Linked DNA regions of Homo sapiens: region 2 is linked to region 1. A link is a contact called in ENCODE Hi-C or POLR2A ChIA-PET data. All regions are on one chromosome and are shown on one strand. Each heading gives the region's core, a stretch centred on a gene start or an enhancer-like site at or near the end of the contact. The rest is flanking DNA. Distances are from core to core; before and after follow the strand shown.

The links. Hi-C counts contacts between places; a loop is a spot of excess contacts on that map. ChIA-PET counts read pairs that join two places held with the same protein, here RNA polymerase II (POLR2A). Pooled maps may share reads with other maps.
Region 2: a map of heart left ventricle shows a loop between it and region 1 (2.6-fold over the local background). The contact joins the enhancer-like site here to the promoter of SH3TC2-DT in region 1. A Hi-C loop is called at or near these places in 5 of 168 maps with a recorded cell type or tissue (HepG2, IMR-90, PC-3 and 2 more) and 7 of 50 pooled maps. POLR2A ChIA-PET finds 5 or more read pairs at or near these places in 2 of 52 experiments (WTC11 and activated CD4-positive, alpha-beta T cell).

The regions. Positions count from the first base shown.
Region 1 is chr5:149,061,688-149,068,574 of GRCh38, reverse strand. It overlaps SH3TC2-DT (SH3TC2 divergent transcript), which reads right to left and starts at 5,258. Exons shown (of 3, transcript NR_122044.1): 1 at 4,901-5,258; 2 at 4,217-4,325. It overlaps SH3TC2 (SH3 domain and tetratricopeptide repeats 2), which reads left to right and starts at 5,513. Exons shown (of 17, transcript NM_024577.4): 1 at 5,513-5,604. The coding sequence starts at 5,553. MIR584 (microRNA 584) reads left to right here and starts at 6,166; the gene lies at 6,166-6,262. RefSeq lists a silencer at 5,255-5,549.
Region 2 is chr5:149,223,191-149,229,794 of GRCh38, reverse strand. The region is part of intron 8 of ABLIM3 (actin binding LIM protein family member 3); the gene reads right to left. Among named protein-coding and RNA genes, the nearest start is that of AFAP1L1, 45 kb to the left of the region's middle. Within about 2 kb of position 5,318, at least 4 of the 41 ENCODE cell types and tissues checked have a DNase peak (open chromatin) inside an H3K27ac peak, as active enhancers do; they include heart left ventricle, where a contact is called at or near this core.

The DNA.
Region 1 (6,887 bases), core at 4,009-6,508:
ACAACAAGCCTATTTCTGAATAAAGTCAGATTCAGAGGGTGAGGACTTCAACCTATCTTTTTCAGGGGGACACAATTCAACTGATAATGGGATCTTTTCAGTTTTTCCCTGGAATTATAGTACCTAAGTTATGATTGCTCCAACTAGATTACAATTTTTCTAAGAAAAAGGTTCAATTTTATGTCTGAAATGGCATACTGGTGGGTGGCTCTTGGGTTGGATTTGGTCTGCAGGCAAGTTTGTCTGTCCTGAGGTATTGGACCACATAGTGCTCTGAAAGATTTTTTGAAATAATTTATAAATATTTATTTATTTATTTTTAGCATTTTCTTAGAGATAGGGTATTTATATGTTGCCCAGGCTGGTCTTGGACTCCTAGCCTCAAGTAATTCTCCTGCCTTAGCCTCCTATAGCTTATAAACATTTAAACGTTAGGAAGCTTCACTTACAAATCTGGATTTTTGGTTTCCATGACAAAAGAGAATGTGTGGTTGCACAGGCCTGTCTTGCACCATGTTCCTCAATGCCCAAAGCCTAGCAGGGGCTTCTTCTTAGACAGAGCAGTGCCCTCCATGCCCCACAGGTACACCTCTCCCTGTTGTTGCCCCAACCTTGACACCAGTGAAACTTCTTTTGCAAAGATTATGACAGTGAGAGGAGTTTAATGTGACTGATTTCATCTTGCTTCTAGCCTCACAGGCTGGCTGTCTTTGCTCATCCCTAGGTGTAGGCCAAGCTAACCATGGGAGGAACTTAGTTTGTAGTCTAACTTTGAAGCAAGGATGATAACAGTCCCTCTCTAAAACGAATTCCCTTGTTGTTTGGGGGCTGAAACTGCCTTTGTAAGGCTAATGAAAAGCCATAAGATTAAGATTATGGGAGGGACCTGAATTCTGCTAAAATGTAGATATAGTTTCTATAATCCCTTATTGTTCAGGAGTCATGTGGTCAGAGGTCACAAGATTTGTGACTTCCCCAATTGCTTCTGTAGGTAACACCACTATTGTAGAACCTAAAATTGGTCTTTTGAGATGTCTTTCAGACTTTTACATTCTGGCAACTGACTGAGCCCACCCAGACTCATTACTCATGACTTCACCTGTCCTGTGTTTCCCATCTAGAAACAAACTCAGTGCATGAGGACTATTTTCCACATTCCTATGATTGCACCCCCAACCAATCAGCAGCACCCAACCCCTCCCTGCCTGCCCACCAAACTATCCTTGAAAAACCCTAAACTCTGAGTCTTCAGGGAGATTGACTGGAGTGATAACCCTGGTTGTTCTGCATGGCTGGCCTCACATTAATGAAAGGTTTTCTCTGCTGCAATACCAGTCTCAGTGAACTGGTTTTGTCTGTGCAGCAGGCAGAAAGAATCCATTAGGCAATTACAGTGGGATCAGCTGCCACTTATCTCCTGGCCAGTTCACTCATTTCTATCAGCTGCGTGGCTCTTGTAGCCATATGAGCTTGTAACCCCTGAACACCAAACAAATATTAAGGGAATAACAGGTATTCCATAATGATGGCAATGATGGTGATGGTGGTGAGTTGAAGGTGGGTTGGAGCTCCACTTTTTTTTTTTTTTTACCGTATACTCTTGAAGCTTTCTCAATCTAGCTTTTATCTCCACTGCTCCACCAAGATGTCCAGTGGTAAATTCTCTGTGCACATCTTACTTATTAGCAGCATTTGACATAGTTAATCACCTTCTGCTCTTGAAACACTTTCTTCACTTGAATTCTGTACCATCTTATGCTCTTGGTGCATATCGTCTCACTGGCCACTATTTCTCTATCGCTTTTGCTGGTTTCTACTCCTTTCTTATTCATATAAAAATTAATGTGCTTGTAGGGCTCATTCTTGATATATCCTCTGTATTCTATCCTCCACTTTCTGCCTTAAGAGATCTTGCTTGGTCTTCTAACTTTACATACCCTCTACACAGTGACAACTCCCAAATACTTACCTTCAGCTTTTAACTTCTCCATGAACTCCAGATTGCTTTGTCTACATTTGCTTGGATATACTAAAGGACTATTAAATATTACATATACAAAACCAAACTCCTGGTTTCAATTCACAAAGCTTCTTTTCTCCTAGCATTTAACATTTCAATAATTATTAAATTATTTCAGTTGTTCAGATAAAAAAAATCAGAACTACTCTAAAGTAGATTTTTTTTTTTCCTCTCATACATTCAATGTATCAACACATCCTCATGGGTCTCTGTGATGGTTAATTTCATGTGTTCTCTTGGCTAGGTTATGGTGGCCAGTTGTTTGACCAAAGAACAAAATAGATGTTGAAGGTATTTTTTTTTAAAGATAATTAACATTGACATCAGTAGACAGTGAACAAAGCAGATTACCCTCTCTAATGTGCATGGGTCTTCCCACTAGCTGACTGGGGGCCTTCCAATCAGTTGAAGGCCTTAAGACTGAAGACTGAAGTTTCCTGAAAAAGAAGAAATTCTTCTCAAGAATTCTTGACTGCAACATGGGAAACTTATATGAGTCTCTAGTCTGCTGCTCTGTGGAATTTTGACTAAAGACTGCAATAGCAACTCTTACTTGAGTCTCCAGACTGCTGGCCTGCCCTATGGATTTCAGATTTGCCAACCCTCACAGGAGCCAATTTGTTAATTTTTTTTTTTCTCAACTTTTATTGGTCCTGTTTCTCTGGAGTACCTTGACTAATACACCCTTATTTCAAAATGTGTCTAATACCTAAACCCTTTTCATCACCTCTACCAATAGCACTTTGGTTCAAGACATTATCATCTCTCTGCTGGATGTTACAATTGCTGCATATCTGGAGTTCCATCTATAGCCCATGAGCCAGGCTGACCCTTTAAAACCGTAAGTCATGCATGTTACTCTTCTCTTTAGTGTCCTCCATTGGCTCTTACCTCATTCAGAGTAAAAACTGGAGTCCTTAGATGACCTCTAAGGCCCTACACTGTTTGGTCTCCTGCTGCTTTCTCTGACTTCATCTCTGTGCCCTCACCTACCTCACTAGCCTTCAGCCACACTTCCTTTAACATGCTAAGCAAGTTCCTACTTCAGGGCCTTTGCTCCTGCTGGAAGTCTCTTTGCTCTAGTCAATTCATCAGGCTACCCAGGAGCAGAACAGCACAGTTTCTTGCATCTCAAGGGAAGCAATGACTTTATCCAGAATGGACTATTCATTTAAGACCTGCTGCAATGTGTGTGTTAGCCAACTGCCTAGGGTGTCATCTCTGACACATGGCCTGGGATCCTTTCAATAGTTGATTTTGATCATTTATAGTCTGATTGTTGTTGTACCTGTGTAAGAGTGGTTGGTGTGCAGACCAGCCAAGGAGCAATGATAAGTCTGCGCATCTGTCAGCGTGTGTAAGTTAGAGCATGGGGCTTCTTGTCACTGCCTGACTTTCAAGTACATCCCAGTTTTAAGTGGCTGTTTTCTAAAGAAACTCTTGTCCTTTCATTGTGGGCCCAAGAAAACATTTGAATTCATATTCAAAAACACTGTACTTCAGTAAGGGAAACACATGAGAAACGTATGGGAAGTAGATACTTTAAATAGACCTGCACAGAGAAAACATCCTCCCCGGTGGCAATGTGATCAGAGAGACCCCATCCCTCCTGCGCTCTACTCCCTGCCCCAGCTCTCATCTCCTGGGCTTTGTGTAAATGGTTAGCTGGCTCCAGAGGTTTCAGTCCTTCCTAGGCCTTTCTCATTGTGTGTCCTAGTAGTCATGGGAGAACCCACAATGTATCCCATGTATCAGAAACGTGATTCTTCTGGGCTGTGGAATCAACTAGACCTTGCTCAGTCTTGACTCTGACATTCATAAATGGTGGGAGAAGGGAGGGAGTTGGACAAGTTATACACTCCTCTTTATCCGTTTCCTCACTTACAAAGTAGAAATGATGCCTACATTATGGGGCTGTTATGGGATTTGAATAGAATAATGTACAGTGAGAGCCTGGCCCACAGTAAACATTCAGTAACTGTGTCTCAGGATGAGTCAGGATGGAGACGGGAGCAGTGCTTCAGAGACAGGCTCAAGACCCTGTCCTCTGGGGCTAGGCTGGTGTGTGAGGTGGATACTCCTGATCTCTGGTGGGACTGACCCCTAGGCCATTCTTCACCTGGTCACCCAAGTGCTCCTCTCAGAATATAAACTTGATCAGGCCACTGCCGTCCTAAAAATGCTGGTGATACTGACCTCAAGTTCAGCCTCCAAATAGCCTGCAACATAGGCCTGGCAGGACCTTCTCTTGGCTCACACCTCCTGTTCTTTGGGCCTCTCACCAGGGTCCTTTCACCACTTTGCTCTAGTCATGAAGGAAACATTGGGTGAGCAGTGCTCTTTGAGCTTGGTTGTTAGAGCAGTCATGCTTCCGTCCTACCTTGCTGGCATTCAGCCATATTTTCTCCATCTCCTTTGCAAGATCTCATGGGAGGTTTTCTGAAATTTAGCCACAGTGTCAACTGGATTCCCCTGCTCCACTGCCTATCTGAAACAGGAAAGAGGTTAGTCTTGTGGGACCAGTTTTGCTTGCATACCTGTAGACTTGCTGTATTTTTTCTTTTAGTTTTATTTTTAATTGACACATAATAATTCTACACATTTATGGGCTAGAATGTGATGTTTCAATATATCTATGTATTGTGTAATGAACAAATCAAGGTAATTATCATATCCATCATCTCAAACATCATTGTTTTTTTGTGGTGAGAACATTCAAAATCCTCTCTTCTATGTTGAAATATACAATACGTTATTAACTGTAGTCCCCCTACTGTGCAATAGAACACTAGAACTTACTCCTCCTATGTAACTCTAACCTTTTACCTATTGACCAACCTCTCCCCATCCTTTGATGTATTTGGTTCTCCATCCCCTCACCTGTAAAATGCTGGGCTTCATCAGGTGATCTCCTGGATTCTTTTCCTGCACACCAGCAGCTGGGGGTTTGCATGTTCCCCAGTGAGGAGCTGGCTCATTGATGCTGCTAGGTCCAAGTGAAATGCTGCACCCACAGCTCCAACTTTATCAGAGAGCCAAGGGAGGCCTTTGCAGAGAGAGACTGGGTGGAGATCACTGTAAAGGGGTGGCAGGCCAGTCAGTGTGGGCCAAGTCAGTCGGGGAGGGAGCAAGAAGAGCAGTCTTGATCTCTGGGATGTTCTCTGCCCTCCTCCCCAGCCCTGGCTGCCCTCACAAGAACCAAACTGTGTATCTCAATCCTAGAATGCGAGGAATGTGCTGCAGGCTGATAGGCATGAAGCGATCTGCTGAGAGGCAGGGAGGAGCCCTGTTCCCCAGGCCTGACAGTGCAGGAGCTGTGGGCCTGCAGGCTGGGCTGGGCTGCCCCTCCCACCCTCCCTGGGCCTCCTGCTGTAGCCGGGATATCAAAGGCTGCATTGTGCATTGAGCAGGCCTCGGTCCCTCGTGTGCCAGGGAGGAGGCGGGAGGAGGGACACCGTTGGGAGGCTGTCCCTTGCAGCACTCTTCTGGCCTGTGTTCCCAAGGGCCTCGGCCAGGGTAGGATGGTACACACATGGGTGGCTGCTTCTGCATCCCCAGGGAGCGGAGTCTGACCCGGGGCCCAGGTGAGTTTCCCAGGGGGCCCTTGGCCTGTGGCTTGGCCAAAGTGGATGGTCCAGTAGAGGCTCAGGGACCTGCTGGGTTGGAGAAACTTTTCTCCCAAAGATGGGGAGATGATTGTGCTTTCTGGCTGCCTCTCCTTCCTCCCTGGGTAAGTGTTTGTCATGCTGGCTCTGTAAAAAGGGAGCAAAGCCTGGAAGCATCTATTTTTTCCTGAAGAAAGAGCCTTTGAGTTTACTCTGTCAGGAGCTGAGCAGCACTGCTCCTGGCTGCCACTCCCAGGGTGTGACTAAGCCCTTCCTTCCTTTCTTCCCGAGATCCCCCCAGGACAGGAAGAAAGTTCAGGCAGTGAGTTCCTCTGTGGCCTATGGGTGGCCATAAACTTGGCCTTAGTCATTCAAGCCTATTTTTGTCAGGGTTGCTGTTACTGGAGAAAAACAGGCAGTTTCCTGCCTCCACCTATTACAGAGTGATTTGTGTGTGAGTGCATGTGTGAGTGTGTGCATCAAGTTGAGGCAATGGAGAGTTGTTGCTCTAAGAAATTGTCAACTCATGGGAGAGTGACTTAGGGTGACCAGCCATTATGGTTTGCCTGGGACTGAGGAATTTGCTGGGATATGTCAGTTCCAGGCCAACCAGGCTGGTTGGTCTCCCTGAAGCAACCTTCTTGCTTTTTTTCAGAGGAGAATCAAGGTAGGGCCCTGTGTTCTCTTGTGTGGTGTTTATCAGGATGAGTGGTGGCTTTGGGGAAATGTGGGGTTAGATTGGTGGGGGGAGGCTTGCTTGGGAGATAGGGGAACATTGCTCCAAGGAATCATTCCTAACCCTTGTTAGAACTCTGTGTCTTCCTGGAGCTCCACCATGGTTCCTGAGAGAAGGAGCTAAGGAGCATCCCCTAGCTGAGGGCTTTCTACTCTCTGACAGACAACTTTCTTCTTTAGTCTTATGACTTGGGCTTGTAGAAGGCACTTGAGGTCATTAAAGTGAACCCAAAACAACCATATTCTGCTTCCTCTGCTTGAAGTCTTGATCTAGGCACCTTGGCACCTACAGCAGGGAGTGTCCCCCCAAATGATGCCCTTGGCACAAAAGGCACGACTTTAGCTATGAACAATTTCGCTTCTCCAGATTTCTCAGATGTAAACACTTTTCAGTCCCTCCCCCTAAGTCCTATTGTCATTGTGCCCCATGAGAGTAGAAACAGCATGGAGGGAGACGTGCAGGACCACTGGTCGGAGATCGGGGTTCTAGATCTGACTTCCTCTAGCTCTAGTTATGCAGTTGTCAT
Region 2 (6,604 bases), core at 4,069-6,568, 160 kb before region 1:
CCCCAAATATGACACATTCCCCAAAGAAGGGACAGGTGTCCTGGATTAGAAGGAAAAATAGGAACATATTATCCCTCTGGAGCCATTCCCCTTGTAACCAGCCCTAAAAGGAAAGAAGCCAGCAATGGCTGGATTCCTGAGCATCCAGATGGCATTTGTTTGTCTGACTTTGTCTCTAGGATATACTTTATATTATGCTTTGTTGCCTGGAACCCCCAGGACCGGAATACTAGCTAAGGGATGAGATGGTGGTGAAAGGTCAATAAATCGGAGTGAAAAAGAGAAGAGAGGCCTGAAGTGAGGAGGCCTGTGTTTTTTGTCTCTGCTCAGCCCCTAACACATCCTCTCTCTGGGTCCCAGTTTCCTCATCTGAAGAACAATAAGGTGGGATTTGGGTGGCCTTGAAGATTATTTTCATCTCCAAGTTTCTAATTTTACGGGCAGTTTTGTCTTTTGTGGAACAAGAATCTTTGATTTTTGTCTGCCGACATACTTGGGTATTCCTTATTATTCAACTGGGTTTAATTCTTTCTAAAGTAAAATGCAATGGTTCTCAGAGCCCAGTAGAGGGACTCTGAGTCTGTGGCTTGATCCAGCAATCACAGGGTGTGTCCACTACCAAGCTGTGTGTTGGGATTCTTACTTTAGGGAGTTATTAGAGAGAGCGTTTCCGGTTCCTCTCTGAGTTGCTTCCGAATCTATCAGGAATTGTTTATGACTGTGGCTGTGGCAGGAAACACATGTTACAGGTCACTGTAGGAAATGGATGAGATGGACACAGAGGTCTGAGGAGGTCATGAACTTAAGTTAAAGAGACATAGGAAAGATCAAGAGGGCAGAAGTCCTCATACAAGGAAATAATGTGTCAAGCGAGGGGGTCAGACTAGAGGGTCTCTTTTGCTTTCTAACCCCATAACATTGGCATTTCACTCTGAAATAAAACTGAGCCAAAAATGGCCATTAACTTCAGCACTCTGCATACCGGAAAGCATATTTACATAAGAAACAAGGAGAGGAGGATCAAACAAGAAAAAAAATATAATTAGAAATGAAAAAAATCAGAATTTAGGAGTTGGTAGTATATCTGTAAATAAAAGAGGCTAAAAAAAGTTAGTTGGTAGCTAGCAATAAACTTACATAAAGAATGCAAGAAAAGATGATTTGTTCATGAAGATCCCTGTGAAATAACGGTCTTCTGAGCTTATTCCCTAGGCCAATAGCTCAACAATGTGACATTAACAGAAGGATAACATCATGGTGAAGAAGATGGTTATTCTCTTCAGTGGACTTTATCCCCAGAGCCAAAAACAGTGCCTGGCCCATGTGTGTTTAACAAAGAAATGCATGTGAATGACTCATTGGACCCTACCTTTGTATTTTTTTTCAAAAAGATACTAGGTATAATGCACCCATGAGAGGATGGTGACTATCCTAGGAAGGGGACTCAAATGCAATTCTAAGGCTGGGTCTTTACCCTGAAGAAGAGACTTAACAGAATGGTGAAAGCTGATTTTACAGATTTTAATGACTCTCTGTAGGAAGAGGCATTCATTTGTTTTGTAGAACTAGGACTAAGGGCAGAAGGTTCAGGCAAGGAACATTTAACACCTAAGAACTGAATGGCCTTATTCAACTGACAGTAAGCCCTTGTCCCTAAAAGTGTTTAAGTACACATTGGGTATATAAATGCTCAGCAGTGATATTAGGAAGGAGACTCAGCACACAGTACTTACACTAAGGGATGTTTACCAGCCCCCAAATCCTTAGAGATTCTGTTTCCATCTTAACAGGTTTTACTGTACCGAGAAGATAATTATTTGCCCCACCCATTTATCCTGATAAGAATGTAAATTCTATGAGGAGAGGATTCATGTCTGTTATACCTACAGATATATCTGCAGGAACTGCAGATTCTCAATAAATACTCATTGAGTGAATAAATAAACAAAAGAAACATGGCATTCTATCTTAGGCAGTTGGCTTCTCTAACTTGGGCCCAGAGATTTGGACAAGTAGTACAATCTAGACTCTGATTAGACAGCCACAACTCCAGACTGAGTCTACAAACATATTCACTATATTGGGGTGTGTCAAACTGTGACCTGTGGATCACCTGTCTTGCAGTCTGGTAAAATTCAGATTCCTGGGCCCCCCTGCAGAAGCCACTGACGCCAACTCCCTGGAGGTGGGACCTGGGAATCTGTGATTTAACAAGCTCCCCAGGTGATTTTATGACTCATAATTTGAGAACCACAGGGCTAAATACCAGATAACACTCTAAATTTATTTTCTTGGAATGTTATGTGATAAAGAAACCAATTTTATAAGGCAGAGCTCTAGCTTTTTGTAAGAGTACAACATTTTCTGCTTGTTCAACTCCTGGTTCCATGAGTCACTTCCTCCTGTCCTCTGAGATTGTCACCCACAATTCCAGGCTCTGCAGTTAAAACCTACTATGAAGGTTATGGAAGTGAAGGATTAGCTATTTCTGTATCAGCTGACTCAGAGATAGAGATGTTAATCTCCAAAACTATCTGTCAGCCAGGTATTAAGGCCATTTTTAATCGTTAGCAGAGTCAGCAGTCAGTCTTATCTCTCTGATTGGTTATAGCACACTCCACACCTGTAACATTTGGGGCTGATTTAATGTTGGGGAAGCCACCCACCTCTCTGCTACACCCTGATGTTAAATTTGCCAAGGCTTTTTTTTTTTTTTTTTTTTTTGAGATGGAGTTTCGCTCTTATTGCCCAGGCTGGAGTGCAATGGCACGATCTTGGCTCATTGCAACCTCTGCCTCCTGGGTTCAAGTGATTCTCCTGCCTCAGCCTCCTGAGTAGCTGGGATTACAGACATGCACTACAACACCCGGCTAATTTTGTATTTTTAGTAGAGATGGGGTTTCTCTGTGTTGGCCAGGCTGGTCTCAAACTCCCAACCTCAGGTGATCTGCCCGCCTCGGCCTCCCAAAGTGCTGGGATTACAGGGATGAGCCACCATGCCCGGCCAATGCTTTTTGTTTTTTAATGCCAAAGCTGGAGTTGGTATCATAGTCTTCTAGAATGTTGGCATTCTAGAGGTTACAAGTACAGTGATTGAAAGTGGTCCATTGGACGGTTCTGTTTAGTAAGCATGATTTTAAACAGTTCTGAGTCTGAAGGTTTTTAGATACTGCAGGTCACCAGTGACCCTCCCTACTTTCTGACTCCCAGCCCTTCCCACTCCTTGACGTGGGCATTGGAGTTTTTGGCCTTGACCCTAGCTAGGGCATTCTCTTACGGCAGGTTTCCTCTCTGGATTTCTTTTTTTGTTTTGAGACGGAGTCTCGCTTTATCACCAGGCTGGAGGGGAGTGGTGTGATCTAGGCTCACTGCAACCTCTGCCCCCAGGTTCAAGCGATTCTCCTGCCTCAGCCTCCCGAGTAGCTGGGACTACAGGTGCATGCCACCACACTCGGCTAATTTTTTGTATTTTTAGTAGATACGGGGTTTCACCATGTTAGCCAGGATGGTCTCGATATCCTGACCTCATGATCCACCCTCCTCAGTCTTCAAACTGCTGGGATTACAGGTGTGAGCCACTGCGCCTGGCCTCTGGATTTTTTTTTCACCATAGCAGGATGAGGTTTCTCAGACCTCTGCCTTTATGACAGCAGCACTATCTTTGTGGCAATAGACTGGGAGGAACCTTGGAACTGCTCCTTTAAAATCTCCATGCACATAAACCAACCCAAATGCCCATCAATCAATGAGTAGATAAAGAAACTGTGATATATATATATATATATATATATATATATATATATATATATATACACACACACACACACACACACACATATTATATACATACATACATATATATATATATATGTATATATGATGGAATACTACTCAGCCATAAAGGAAACAAAATAATGGCATTTGCAGCAACCCAGATGAAATTGGAGGCCATTATTCTAAGTAAAGTAACTCGGGAATGGAAAACCAAACATTGTATGTTCTCATTCATAAGTGAGAGCTAAGCTATGAGGATGCAAAAGCATAAGAATGACACAATGGACTTTTGGGGCTCAGGGGGAAAGGCTGGGAAAGGGGTAGGGGATAAAAGACTACAAATTGGGTGCATTGTATACCACTCAGGTGATGGGTGCACTAAAATCTCACAAAACGTCACTGAAGAACTTCCAAACACCATCCTGTTCCCCAATTACCTATGGAAATAAAAATTTTTTTAAAAAATCTTCATCCACATAAAAAATGTGGTAGATCCAAAAATGGAATATTGTTCAGCCATAAAAGGAATGACCTGCTGATACCTGCTATTATACGGATGAACCTAGAAAGCATTATTCTCAGGGTGAGAAGCCAGTCACAAAAGAACATATATTGTATGGTTCCATCTGTAAGAGCTATACAAAATTGGCAAATCCATAGAGACAGAAAACAGATTGGTGACTGCCAGGGGTTCGGGGACAGAGGAATGGGAAATGACTGCTTAATGGCATGTATGAGGTTTCCTTTTGAAGTGATGAAAATGATTTGGAACTAGATAGAGGTGGGGGTTGTACAACATTGTGAATGCACTAAAAGCTACCGAATTGTGCGCTTTAAAATGGTTAATTTTGTGTTATGAGAATTTTACATTAACATAAAAAATTTCCCACTCCTCTCCTCCCAGCAGGTGAATTGCTTCTGTAGACCAAGGCACTCTGTTCCTCCTTTGCTACTGAAAGTGCCAAACTCGGCCAGAGAGAGGAGTGAACACTGCTGTTGAATCTGCCCTGTAATAACAACAGTGTGATCATTATAATCTTGGGTGTTAGTAAATCTTTACTGGTATCAGGCACTCTGTGCATCATTTCATGTAATATTCTTAAGGGGTTCCAATCCTGGCTACATCATTTACTAGCTGCATTGTCTAGAGCAAGTCAGTTGCCTCTCTGTGCCTTGGTTTCCCTATTTATAAAACAGGGATGACAACAGTATCTGCCTCATAGGTTTGGTTTGAGGATTAATGAGTTAATCCATGCCCAGCACTTAGAACGGTGTCCGCCTATGTCAGGGACTATATAAGTGTTGGGTATTGTTGTTCTTATTGTCTCCTCTCCTCCACCTACAAAAATAATCTGTGTGCCAGGATCTAGTTTGGGTAAGGGGAGAGCAGTAAAAGGGAGACTTGAGGGGAGCAGGGAGCTGGGGCCTGGGTGAGCGAGGGGGCTGCAGCACATGGCAGGCTGGCTATGCAGGTGGAGTCACTGAACAGAAGCCTGGCTTGGTTGCCAGCGCACCCTCCTGGGAGGTTGGGCTTGTGCCCAGGGACAAGGGCACCTCGGGAGAAGTGGGAAAGACCTACTTGCCTGGAGCTGACATGATGAAGTGGGCCTGAAGCTTAATAAAGAGGTTGGAGGGAGAAAAGTGTTTAGTTACCATGAGGCTGGTTACCATGGAGGATATCGGGCAGGATGAGAAGGGGAAAATGGCAATTCTGAGGTGCCTTGTAATTCACGAGAAATAATAGGTGCTGATAATAACAGTTGGGACAGTAATTAAAGTATATTGAGTGCTTAGTATGTGCCAGGCCCTAAGTATTCTTATTATTCCTATTGTTACTATTATAACTAATATTTATAGAGTGTCGATACCAGGCCTTGTGTCACACACTTTATAACAATAGTGCTTAAATATAAAAAATAATAACTGCCATTTATTGAGTATATATGCTGCACCTTATGCTAAGTATTCTTAAAAATGCTGATAATATTGACAACAGCAAGCACTTACTACTGCATTGCAACATGGGAATGGCCATTTCTATATAACTGGCTGATTATCATGAGCTCAGACTGGCAGAACCAGCAATGCTAGTCCCTGTGCTGAGTCTTTACCATGCATTCATTAGTTCATTTAATCTTCACAACAGCCTTGTGAGATGGAGCCTAGCCTCATCCCTCTTTACAGATGGGAAGTTGGGGGTTAGGGAGCTTGGATGTCTAACCTGCTTGTCCGTCTCTGTCTCCCCACCCTGGCCTGAGTGTGGGCAACAGGTCCTCAGACTCTCTGGAACTTCTCTGCTGAGCTTAGCGGGACATGCTGCCTCTCTGTACTGATGGTGGCAGGGGGCTGGCCAGGCCCTCTGTCCTACTGCATGGAGACAGCCAGTCTGGGCAGGAGAGCATGGGGCCAAACACAAAAAGAAACAGGGAGAAGAACCACCTGATGGTGCTCACGGGCCCCTCGACCCAGCTGTGCTGCTCCTAGACGCTTCTTAGTTCTGTGAGCTGATCAATCTTCTTTTGCCTAACATAGCTTGAGTTAGGTTTCTGTCACCTAAAATGTCTAGACTAATAAAATGTCTCATCGAGCTAAAACCTGAATATCTGACAAGTTCTTGACTTGCCCAGCAGGCAATTTTGTTTCTCAGAAAATAGAGGAAGTAAGCCGGGAAATTGCTACTCTAGACCTAATTCTGACCAACATGGACAAATTGACTGCTGAAGTCGATGTGACATGTGACAGGCGAGAAAATGGCCACATCGGCATGAGTCTGTGGTGACCTGAGAGGAGAAGCTGGAAACAAACTTTAGAAATACAAACCTTAAGCTAC